2 separate regions of the Homo sapiens genome follow, and region 2 is linked to region 1. Evidence: chromatin loops called from intact Hi-C (ENCODE). Cell type or tissue: heart left ventricle. All regions are shown on one strand.

Region 1 (2,500 bases):
ATTGTGCAGGGCCTTGCAAGCCATATAAGGATTTGGTGGTTTGATTCCCAAGAGCAATGGAAATGAAGAGGATTTTGAAGAAATCAGCAGCACCTGGTAGAGTATAGTGATGAATGAAAGAAAAGACAAAAAATAATTTTGGTGTTTCAGTTGAGTGGGGTCCTGATACAAGCCAGAAAGGCTCCTCTGTTTGTTGGAGAGGTCATGGTTTTAGTTTGGGCAGGATGAGTTCGGGATATGGACAAGCCACCCAGGACCAGAGTCCTGTAGGCTGTTGGGGATGAGGGCCTGGCTCTTAGAGGTGAGACGATGCATTCAACTTGCTCAAGTTGGATTTGTGAGCCATTGTCGGACATCAGGGTTAAGCTATGAGATATGGAAGCCTCTCTGAGGGAAAGGCCACATTAGGAAAGAGCCGCAGAAGGAGGTCTCAGTTTGAGGAAGTGTCTCCCCTGGGTCATGGGTGGGAGAAAGAGAAGCTCACAAAAGAGCTATCAGAGAGATGAGAGGAAACCCAGGAGACTGTGAGGTCATGGAAACCAAGAGGGCTAAGAAGACTTTTAAGAAGGTGGAGGTGACTTGTATTGTATGTCCCCAGTAGATATCAGTTTGAGCAAAACCTCAGAAAAGGCCTGCCTTGCTTGCAGAAGGAAGGACTGGAGACTTTTAACAATTAATATGTATCTCTGGGAACTGCCAGTCAACTGATCATGATTCCACCTAACTGTTTTAGGTCTAGCTCATGTTTGTGTATCATTCCAACAGCTATTGTTAGAGACCTTGTGTAATATAAAGTACACATGCAATCATTTTCTGAAACATTGGTAAAGAGATGAGATTAGTATGACCCAATGGCTGATTAGTAGAGCAACAATACAACCTGTCATTCAAACTGAGACACTGTTCAGAGCGAAAGGGGGTATTAACCAGATGAGATGCTGGAACAAGTGGAAGCTGGGACTGACCTCAGCTAACTGGGATATATGGTCACCCCAGTTATTGATGACTTTAGACTGGTCCCTACTGGTCACCATTGCTTTGTTCAGTATTCACAAACCAATCCCTTATTTAGTCCTCAGAGCAACCCCAGTGAACCTAGATCTTCCAACCCCTCTTCTGTAGATGATTAGATGGAGACCCGAGGTGGTAGGGCACAATGTGTCTTTGCACTCTTTGTCTAGAGCTCTCTCTCTAACCCAGATGCTCGCTCCAATCTCAGCAAACTTGGGTCCTTTTTCCATTACTGATTTTGGCCTTAGCAGACTGGGAAGAATTTGATAGACTTTCTATGTAGGGTTCTCCCTTGTCCTTCTGCCAAATCACAATTGGCCACGCTGACTTGGCCTGTCTCCAGCTGTTTGGCACCAAGACTCATTAAGCCTTTAAGTTCAAGTGAGGACATTTCAACCCGCTCCTTTTCTGAAAAAGATCTCCAGTGAAAAAGCTGCTTTTTGTTTGAAGATTGGCCTGGCTTAGGTGGGGGCTTAGGCAAGAATTGAGTATCCCCAACAGGCTTCTGTTAGAAAGATGAAAACAGATGGAGAACATGGAAGGTGAATATGCAGGACTCATGGTGAGCAGAATGAGCCCCCAGTGTTGCCTCTTTTTTTGAATCCTCACCAAATAAATAGCCCTTGGCTCCTACTCAAAAGAGGGACTCAGCACAGTAGGGGTACTGTCTCCATTCAAACTGTTCTTTGGACATCAATTACAAAGTCTACTCTGGGAGCTCTTGTGTGCACTTGAGCATCTTGCCTTTGGAATATTCTCAAGCTCATCCATCTTTGTAAATATTCTGTTCATTAAAAATTATACGATCCTTGTCACTTCCTTTCTCCTAATACATAGTCTTATATGACCCAGACCCAGTAGGGCATTTACAGAGTTTGTTTTGAAGCTTCCTAGAAATGTGTTTGAAACTTATTTTAGCAGAATTGTCACTTGGAACCACTTCCCTCAACATGTGGCAATTCCCTCATCCTATTAATCTGCTCCTTAATAAATATTAAAATTCTCCTGACTTGAATCTCAGGCTAATCTTTCTCCTCCTGAACAAATTTTTGACAGATTTTTAAGAATGATCAATTAATTTAAGAAAATATAACAACTGGTTTAAATGTGGACTGCTCATGTGGTAGATGAGAAACTGGCCTAGCCCATTGCCTGCCTGTGGGGTTACATGCTGGATTAGGCTTTGCTTAGATTTAAGAGGATTTAGTAGCTCTAATTGTATTTCCTTAATAATCCATTTTTTGATTGTCTCTAATGGGCTGTCAGGCTTGGTGGGCTGGCTTCCCATGATGAAGTGTGCAAAATCTCTGCCTCACCTGTTCTGAATGTTCCCTTTGGTTACTCGAAGGAGTGGACTTTTTCTTAAATAGCCTACTAAGGACCCAGTTTATAAATGATTTTTTTTTTTTGAGATGGAGTTTCATTCTTGTCGCCTAGGCTGGAGTGCACTGGCACGATCTCGGCTTGCTGCAACCTCTGCCTCCCGGGT
Region 2 (2,500 bases), 54 kb before region 1:
CCTTCTCTCCTTGCCCCGCCTCCTCCAACACTCTTACTCTGGTCAACACCAAGTCATCCTTCCTATCTAAGTTTAAATATCACTGCTTTGGAGAAGCCTATCTGGTCCTCCCCTCCTACTTCATGTCAATCAATCTCCCTGTGCCCTGTTATTCTCTTTCAATGCCCCCCACCCTCACCACATTCTCTCCCGTAAGTGCCTTCATGCTCCCTTCATGACCCTCACCATCATTAGCAGTTACATGCACATGTAATGTTTTTATCCACTGCTACAATGTAAATCTCTTCCAGGACTGGGATAAAATCTGGTAAATAAGGGAATGCGTAAATTAAACAGCCAAGTGATTCTCTTTGATCACTGTTTTATTAAACTAAAATGATTTCTGTTTCATTAGTTGGTAAAGAAATTGTTTAAAGACTTCCACTTGCACTCTGAAAAAAATTTTATGTTTGCTAATGGAAATTAATAAAAATGGAGTGTTTTTCAAATGGGTGGATGATGAGGGGGAGAGAGAGAGAGAGAGAGAGAGGGAGAGAGAGAGAATGTGCATCTGGGAGCTAAACTACTGCATATTTGAGAGTAGGTGTGGCCAGCTGTTCGTTCTGTGCTGGAGGATGCCGCACCCCTCCTGGTGTGTTTCCCCAAGCTCTGGGAGAAATCTGTAGCATTCAAACAGTCCCCTGAGTATGTGTCAAAGTAGTGTATCTAGTGGCAGTGCACATTTCACAGCTATTGCTAAAAGATAAAGCAGAGACGCAAGCTATGCAGGGCACGTCAACATTCACAGCAAGCTATTTTCTAGAAAGCACTTGTGAATCTGATCTGATTATTAGGCTGTTTTCAATGCATGGTAGGTATGGTTTAAGGGCAATCCAATGCTCAGTGGTGAGAAGATGAGAGATCGAAATCCTGACCTTCTCTGATTCTGCATTAAATGCTTTGATGGCACAGAAAATGTATACCTGAGAGTTTTATAGCTGTGCTTGTATGCGTACATGTGTGTGTGTGTGTGTGTGTGTGTGTGTGTGTGTGTGTTTGTGTGGTCAAATTTCATGAAGACATGCTTCTTTGACTGATTAGTTGGGGTTATTGACATGAATACCATAGATACAGTCATAAAATGTACTGTATTTCTCTATGGGTTTGAGTATTATAAATATTTATGTGTAGTTGATTCTCTAGAATGCAACTTTTCCAGATTAAAAGGAAAACAATAGCAGATCATTCTGAAATGAAGAAAGGGAGGCTGCTATCAATTATAGTGTTTAAAAGTATGGCTTTAGATAAAAGGATGATTTGTTATTTAATGTATCAAACAATATTGTGAGCAAATTCTGGTTGACCACATCTGGGTGTGTTCCCCTTAACTCTAAAAGGAGAGGGGTGAGCCAGGAGTGATTAGTTTGGAAACAGTCCAGGGGCAGAGAGGGTGGGGCTGGATTGTATGGAGTGGGGAGAAACACTGCTCAGCTGGGTTTTTACAAGTCAGAATGGGTATTTGAAGAGGACGCTGCTTTCATCCTGCTGGGTGCAAGGTCAGCTGCAGATGCTCTTTCATTGTTTCTTTCTAATCAGCTTCTAAGAATGTGGCTTAAACGCTCAGCTATTTCCAGGTGGTTGGCATCATTTATTGAGTTGTCTGCTAGAGTTATTTCATACGCTGCCTAAAATGACTCAAAAAACAAAAAAACAAAAAACAAAAAAACCCAAATAAAACAGCTGTATGGCAAACATGCTGATGAGGACCTCTGCATTTAGTTGCTTCGACTCAGCGCACAAGTTAATTTAATGTTTTGAGTTTGGTGACTTATTCAAATCCTAAATTGTTACTGCTGTAGTTAGTCTGTAATGTCAAGAGTCTTGTTAATCATGGTAGTTACATTAACCTGTTGTTAAAGAAAGACTCTTCGACCTCAGACAAGATATCCAATGGTGGTACCTTCTGACTTGATACTAACACATAAGAAATCTCTTGTTCCTTTAAAATGACTAGTAAAATTACTTACCTGGTTAGTGAATTTGCATTTCAACATTCTTTTATTTCCAATTTTATTTAACTCCTGGATGTGAGACACACTTTTTTTTGTTTGTTTGTTTTGTTTGTTTGTTTTTGCCTGCATGAGTTCTTGTAATACCAGTGAAACAGCTGGATCAGTATCTTTGATGGCAATAGTGAGTTTGTCAGTGAGACGATTTGGCCTACTGAGGTTGTAAAACTTACGACTCCATAGCTGCATGAGCTTTAATGGCCATTTTCCAGAAACATGGCTAGGTTTATATTTCTCACACAGCTTAAATTTTAGGTTTATGTCAATTTTTGTTTTTGGCCTCACCCTGGATAGTTTTATTTGCATCTTTGATGCAAATTTTCTCATTTTTCTTATTATGTTTGATTGTTTTGGGTGTGTGCGTGTGCATGTGTGTGATGTTTTCATGCCCAAAAGAGCAATTGCAAATTCCCTGGGTACACCAAGTAATATGCCTTGTCTTAAGCAACTAA

The links. A loop is a pair of places that touch in the nucleus more often than their neighbours do. Peaks named below come from ENCODE experiments on the same cell type or tissue, not always from the same donor. Only the 100,000 strongest peaks of a DNase experiment are listed, where the experiment ranks them.
Region 2: a loop joins it to region 1, with 1.8 times the contacts of the local background. A loop is called at or near these places in 3 of 110 quality-filtered maps.

The regions. Positions count from the first base shown.
Region 1 is chr4:41,508,186-41,510,685 of GRCh38, forward strand. It overlaps a transcript of LIMCH1 not described here. Among named protein-coding and RNA genes, the nearest start is that of LIMCH1, 29 kb to the right of the region's middle. In heart left ventricle, no CTCF peak of the experiment used is centred here; a DNase peak (open chromatin) is centred at 1,344.
Region 2 is chr4:41,453,945-41,456,444 of GRCh38, forward strand. It overlaps a transcript of LIMCH1 not described here. Among named protein-coding and RNA genes, the nearest start is that of LIMCH1, 83 kb to the right of the region's middle. In heart left ventricle, no CTCF peak of the experiment used is centred here; no DNase peak of the experiment used is centred here.